Regions from separate parts of the Homo sapiens genome. Here region 2 is linked to region 1. The links are chromatin contacts, found by Hi-C or POLR2A ChIA-PET in ENCODE. All regions are on one chromosome and are shown on one strand. Each heading gives the region's core, a stretch centred on a gene start or an enhancer-like site at or near the end of the contact. The rest is flanking DNA. Distances are from core to core; before and after follow the strand shown.

Evidence for each region. Hi-C counts contacts between places; a loop is a spot of excess contacts on that map. ChIA-PET counts read pairs that join two places held with the same protein, here RNA polymerase II (POLR2A). Pooled maps may share reads with other maps.
Region 2: a map of PC-3 shows a loop between it and region 1 (5-fold over the local background). The contact joins two enhancer-like sites. A Hi-C loop is called at or near these places in 14 of 168 maps with a recorded cell type or tissue (IMR-90, PC-3, PC-9 and 9 more) and 20 of 50 pooled maps. POLR2A ChIA-PET finds 5 or more read pairs at or near these places in 3 of 52 experiments (PC-3, SK-N-SH and activated naive CD4-positive, alpha-beta T cell).

What each region holds. Positions count from the first base shown.
Region 1 is chr1:2,450,597-2,454,039 of GRCh38, forward strand. It overlaps a transcript of PLCH2 not described here. Among named protein-coding and RNA genes, the nearest start is that of PLCH2, 24 kb to the right of the region's middle. RefSeq lists enhancers at 1,031-1,679, 1,680-2,327. Within about 2 kb of position 1,320, at least 3 of the 41 ENCODE cell types and tissues checked have a DNase peak (open chromatin) inside an H3K27ac peak, as active enhancers do; they include PC-3, dorsolateral prefrontal cortex and endothelial cell of umbilical vein, where a contact is called at or near this core.
Region 2 is chr1:2,547,123-2,550,221 of GRCh38, forward strand. It overlaps TNFRSF14-AS1 (TNFRSF14 antisense RNA 1), which reads right to left. Exons shown (of 7, transcript NR_037844.2): 7 at 2,798-3,099. Among named protein-coding and RNA genes, the nearest start is that of TNFRSF14, 7.7 kb to the right of the region's middle. RefSeq lists an enhancer at 1,076-1,945. Within about 2 kb of position 1,354, at least 38 of the 41 ENCODE cell types and tissues checked have a DNase peak (open chromatin) inside an H3K27ac peak, as active enhancers do; they include PC-3, dorsolateral prefrontal cortex and endothelial cell of umbilical vein, where a contact is called at or near this core.

The DNA of each region.
Region 1 (3,443 bases), core at 70-2,569:
TGCCCCCCACTCGGCCTGCCCTCCAACTCCAACTCCCCCCCTGCCCCCCGCTCCCTGTCTGCCCCCCTGCTCCCCGCCTACCCCCCTCTCCCCGCCTGCCCCCCCGCTCCCCGCCTGCCCCCCGCTCCCCGCCTACCCCCCGCTCCCCGCCTGCTGACTGTTGCATCCCAGGTTCCAGACCCTTGGACCAGGCGCGTTCAAGGCCAAGCACGTGGGACCCCAGCCTGGGCTCAAATCCCCACCTGTCCGCCCACCAGTTGCTGGACTGTGGGTTTTGGGGACATACCTGTGTCTCTGGGTCTCAGTTTCCTCATCTGTGAAAAGGGGGTGACAGTGGTTGTGAGGGTGAGCAGGTGACTTGTAGAGAAGGAGGGACAGCTCGGCAGTGGGACCCCCGCCTGTGCTAGGGATGTCGGCTCCCAGGACACAGCCCTGGCCCTGGCCCTGCCATAGGGGCTGTGGCTCGGCCACCCAGCACACGCTGTCTGGAAATAGGACTTGAGGTGCAATTTGGGGCAGGGCCTGGGGTCCAGGCCAGCAGCTGGGCCGAGTGCGCTCCAGGAGGGAGGCCTGTTGCTGGTGTCCACGTCAACAAGGTGCCGGGCGCTTCTCCACTCCCCAGGGCCCTCCCCCTCCCAGCCAAGGCAGGCGGTGGTGGGCTTGCCTCGTGTCCCGATTGTGGGGTCTGGGGCCAGAGATGTGTGTGCCTCCCCGGCCCCCGAAGATCATACGCAGTAGCGTCTCCGAGGGATGCCACTAGCAGTGACAGGCAGAGATTGTCGCGGAGAATGTGGCTGATGGAGGTGCGTTTCTGGGCTGTACAGATCAGTGCCGCCCCTCTGGACTGATCAGTGCTGCCCAGCTAACCCCTGGCAGCCCCAGTAGGGCTTCTGGAGGAAGCCCCTCTACTCCAGCCCCAGGAACTGGCTCCAAGGGCCACCGTGAGGCCAGAGAGCCGCGACCCACCAACATGTCCTATCACCGTGGAGGGCAGCCCTGTGGGAGTCTGCGCCATGGGTGGGCTGGGGGCTCTCGGGGGCTCTGACCCCTCAGAGGGTCAGCCACCGTTGGCAGCAGGGAGCCCTTCCCCCAGACCACAGCCCTGGTAATGGGGGCAGGACAGGCCAATGGGACCCCTCCCTGGGGGCTGGGCAGCGAGTTGGCCCCACCGGCCTGGGACCCTAACGTGCTCTTGGCCCCAGCCCTGCCCCCACTGCGTCTGGGCTGCCGGGGGGGCGGTGGGTGGTGGTGGGGGGACTGTGATTCAGGCTGAGCTGTCACGGATGCCTGTCATCGGCATGCTGGTGGGGAAGTGTCTGTTTGCACAGAAAACACGTTCTGAGCCCCGGGATCTTTGTCATCCTTCAGAAATGCCAACCCTGTGAAGTGAGGTCTGCTCTGCCGTGGGCCTGTCGGAGGAGGCTGAGCAGAGACTTCCGTCTGGGCCCCGAGCTTTGGCAGTGCACGGGAAGGCGCCCCCTCCCTCTGGCCCGAGGCTCCCTTGCTGGTAGGGGCAGCGGGCAGCCCCCACTGCATTGCTGAGCCTGGAACCACGGTGGCCGCCGTGTGCAGCCAGGTGTGCAGAAGGACGGTGGAGGCTGAGTGCAGCTGGGCCGCACGACCCAGGATGCTGGAGCTTCAGGGAGCAATCCGGAGGTTCTCCAGAAGCCGCTGAGGCCTGGGTCCCCCTGCCGCCCCCCATCCCCCGGCCCTGCCTGGCAGGTAGCAGCCCCGTGGAAGTATTTCATCTTGGCTGAAAGGCAGCAGCTGCCGTCCTGGAGTGAGCCCCGTGGAGGGGGGCCTATCTGGTGGGGATGGGAGCCCTTGATCCTGCCTCCTGCTCTCCCTCCTGCCCTGGCCCTCCCTGCCTGTTCCCTGCCCCAGCCCCTCTGGCCTTTGGGAGCGGCCACCGTGAGCAGCAGGAGGTGAGGGCTGGTGCTGAGGTGGGGTCCACCTCCCTCCAGCGGCGCCTTGCAGGCATTCGGGGAGCAAATGCACCGTTCACTCCACCCCAAGCTGCCCCAGAGAGCAGCAGATGGGCCCAGGGAGGGGCTTAAATAATTCACAGGCCCTGGGGACAGGGGATGCTAGCCTAGGGTTCCCCAACCAGAGGCTGGGCATGAACCTCCCTTCTGGGGCGCCTGGCCACCCAGTCAGCCTTGGTCCTGGGAGGGCCTGGAGCTTGGCCAGTCGCTGTCCTCAGCTGACCGCCGCTGGGCCTGGCCCCGGGTGCAGCAAGTACACAACAAAGGCAGTGCCTTTGTTGCCCGGAGCTCAGCAGAGCCTAGAGGAGGACAGCCTGGAGGAAGGGTGCCTGTTGGCACCTGGTCCTGGCTTCTCAGGCGGGAAGTCCCGGCTCACCCCACCCCTTCCCATGGATCCATTCCCGGTGGGGGCGCCCCTCAGTGCTCTCAGAGTCCTGGCTCACCCCGCCCTTCCCCGTGGATCCATTCCTGGTCGGGGCGCCCCCTCAGTGCTCTCAGAGCTGGGACTCCTCACCACCTCCACCCAGGCCTGGGCCGCCCATCCCCCACCGTGCTACAAGCCTCCTGCCTGTCCCCCGATCTTCCAGTGGGGCAGCCGGGACAATTTGCCAAAACGCAAGTCTGCCCCCCGACAGCGCCAGTGCCCCCACTGTGCTCGAGATGTGGTCTGTGGGCGCCGTGCTCCCTGGGGCCCTTCCCCGTGTGGTGCTGCTTGGGAGGTGAAGACCCCTGAGGCATATGTTTCCAGTCCGCCCTGTTATCGCCCATTGCAAAGATGAGGACATTGAAGCTGGGGATGGCAGGCGGTGCAGGGGAGGCCCTTGTCCTATCTGGAGGGCTCACTGGGAGCGTCTGTGCACACCGCAGGCCCTCCCCAGCCTGGAGAAGGGGGCCACTGGCCCCGGAATGCTGACAGTGATCTGGGCTGAGACACGGGGCTCACAGGACCTCCTTCACGTGTCCAGGGCCAGTGTCTTCACAGGGCCCTGTGGCCTTTGCCCTCCCCATTGCCCAGGGCCACCCCCCTCTGGCAGGGGCAGGACCCTCCACCACCCCTTCCTTCCACCCCCTGTGGAGCAGAGCCCCATCCTCCCAGCAGAGGAAAGTGCACCCCAGTGCCTGCTCTCTGCTGCCTCTTTCTGGGGTCCTTGTTCCTGTGTGCAGCCCCTGGACACCCTCTCCTGACTCCAGCAGATGCCAGCCCTGGGTCCAGCCTGGTGCCTGTCCCCGTCTCCCGGTGGGGAGGGCTGCTATGGCTTCCAGGGTCCCCAGGACTTTGGGCAACGGTGGCGGGGGCTGCTGGAGGGGCCTGGCCTGCGCCTGCCGAGTGGGGTGGGGGAAAGAGGGCAGGCCCCAGCCAGTGTGGGGGCCTCTGAGAGCCGAGTGTGTGGGGGCCTCTGAGAGCCGAGTGTGTGGGGGCCTCTGAGAGCCAAGGCTGGTAGTGGGGTTCCGGGGGTG
Region 2 (3,099 bases), core at 104-2,603, 97 kb after region 1:
GGTGGGGATGCGCCCGGCGGGGAGGGGCAGGTGTGTGGGGAGGGCCTGGGGAGCGCCTCCCCAGCCGGGCAGCGCTTCCCCAGCCAGGCCCCGCAGCTGGACCCCGGCTCCGTCCAGCCTGGGAAAGGACTCCACGGTTTATGCTGAAGTGGTGGTGGGGTGGGTGAACGCTGCGCAATGGAAGGGCATGGCCCTGTGCTAATTGCCCCGGGGTGTGGGGCTGTGGAGGCACTGCGGGGGGGATGTGCTGTGTCAGTTGGGCAATGGCGGCCAACTGTGGCGTGCAGGCCTTGGAGCTGCCCCTCCATGGAGCTTTAATAAAGGCACTAGCCCTGCAATTTCTGCCTGAGTTTCTGGCCCACAGCTTGGCCGACTGCAGCCCCTGAGATTGGAGGCTTCTGCTCAAGACGTGGGCAGGGAGCTCGGGGCTCCCTGGGCTGGGGCCCTGCCCCGCTGGCCTCTACCCTGGCCCCTGCTGGAAAGCCCGTCAGGGCTGCTCTGAGCTGGGGACAGCTCCTCCCTGCCCACAGCAATCTGGGGGAGCCCCGGTTTGTCCAGTGCCCCTGTGAGCCCTGCTGTGTACCAGCCACCTGTGGGAGTGTCCGCCAGTCACCTCCCAATAGCTCGGGAGGCAGAGCGACATGACTCCATTTTAGAGATGAGCAAACGGGGCTCCTGCACTCTGGGACCATGACAGAGACACAGGAAGTGAGAGTGGGCTGAGGCCCTGCAGCAGTGGGGGCCGGCCTTGGACCGTGATCCAACCCGACCATGGCTGCCCAACCCCCACGGGCTCACCTGGCCCCTCATCGAACCATGTATTACCCGAATAATTTATTCTAGTGTCTGGGCCCAGCCCCGTGTCCCTCACTGACAACCAGACCATGGAGGGCAGCCCTTGTGTTTTCCCAGGGGGAGGGGAGGGAGGAGGGGGTGGATTCTTAAAGGGCTGCAGTGAGTGTGGCCCCAAATGCACACCCAGGGTTAGGCACGCAGGTGATGGCACAGGGAGCCCAGGTTCTAGGAAGTGGCACCTGCGGCCGGGGAGGCAGGGCCTGGATTTTGCTGCCCCCTGGTGGCTAGCGGCCTGTCCAGGCAAAAGGCTTGGACCTGCAGCCCCTGTGGCTCAGAGGAAGAGACAGAGGAAGAGACAGACAGAGGTCTGAGGTCTCCCATCAGAAGTCTCAGCTCCCAAGGCAAATTCAGAGGTGGAGGGTCCCTTGGCCCTGTCCCAGCTCTGGCAGGGCGGCCCCCCACGTCCTGGCCTGCTGCCAGGGGTCGCGCCCACAGCCCTGCACCGAGCAGGGAAGGCCCAGGCCTGGGTGGGTCTTTCCGCAGGATCCTGGGATGTTGCTTAGGGGAAGCCGAGACCAGACGGGCAGTCACCTGTCTGGGAAAGCACCAGGCCCTGGCCGGGTGCGATGGATCACGCCTGTCATCCCAGCAGTGTGGGAGGCCGAGGCGGGAAGATCACGAGGTCAGGAGATCGAGACCATCCTGGCTAACACGGTGAAACCCCATCTCTACTAAAAATACAAAAAATCAGCCTTGCATGGCGACGGGCGCCTGTAGTCCCAGCTACTCCGGAGGCTGAGGCAGGAGAATGGCGTGAACCCAGGAGGCGGAGCTTGCAGTGAGCCAAGATCGCGCTGTTGCACTCCGGCCTGGGTGACAGAGCCAGACTCAAAAAAAAAAAAACAAAACACAAAAAACAAAAAGGAAAGCACTAGGCCCTGCGGAAGTCCCCATGGTGACATTCACGTCCTGGCCACGTGGGCGGGTGTAGGGGAGGGACCGCAGGGAGGCGGAAGTCCTTGTTTTTTCCTGCAGTCGGCCCAGGCAGGACCTGAGCAGCCTGAAGCCATGAGTCGCTGCCACTGCTCTTTCTGTGCCTGGTGCAGCCCCAGCTCATGGGGTCTGGGCCGCCTCTGATCCCATGCCCCCCACTTCACACTTGGGGTTCTGGCTTCCCCGCTGTGAGCCTGTCTCTCCTCCGTGGGACAGGCCAGCCTGGGCAGCCATCCCTGTACCCACTGCCCAGCATATAGTGGGTGCCTCATAAATGTGGGCTGAACAGAGCCTGCCCCTGGGGCCCCACCCTCACTGCCAGGCATACAGCAGGTGCCTCATAAATGTGGGCTGAACAGATCCTGCCCATGGGCCCCCCGACTTCCAGACATAAAGTAGGTGCTACATAAATGCAGGCCAAACAGAATCTACCCTGGGGGCCTCCACTTCCCTTTGATGGGGGCAGAGACCCTCTGCCGGGCAGCGGCCACCCAGTGCCTGGGACAGGTGCCCCCTTCTCCCACCCTGGCCTATCTTGGGGCATCTGAGGGAGGACAGGGCTGTGCCCCCCACTTCATCCTCGAGGGTCTGGCTTCCCCACCTGTGAGCTTGTCTCTCCTCCGTGGGAGGAGCAGCACCGTCGTTTTCACTTTCCGTGATGACCACTGAGTGAGAGAAGATGACGGCAGCTCCTGCGTTTAAAAAGGAACCATCCGCGTAACTGCCGCAGGCAGGGCCCGTGCTCGGGCAGTGAGGCCTCGGCCCTGAGAAGGCCCGGACCCCACAGGCCTGGCCCTGGCTGAGAGGGAGTTGGAGTCCCCCGCCTGGGGCAGCCCCTCTGCACCTGGGGTGGTGGAGCAGGAGCTTGGCTGCAGGCGGGGCTTTCCTCCCAGCTCTGGGAGCCGCTTCGCTGCAAACGCTGTGACTGCAACCTCCGCCACCCAGGTTCAAGCGATTCTCCCGCCTCAGCCTCCCGAGTAGCTGGGATTACAAGGCACCTGACACCATGCCCAGTTAATTTTTGTATTCTTCCTAGAGACGGGGTTTCACCATGTTACTCAGGATGGTCTCAAACTCCTGATCTCAGATGATCCGCACGCCTCCACCTCCCAAAGTGCTGGGATTACAGGCGTGAGCCACCATGCTCGGCCTAGGTGACTTTTCATGGGGAGATAACACACAGGCATGGTGAGCAGCGTGGCAGAGGACCTGTGTGCAGGGCCCTGTCTCCCGCCGGGGAATCCTTCATCTGGGAAATCTCCGCTGCGGGACAGGGATGCTGTGTCGTCAGGACGCAGCGTCTCTCCAGGG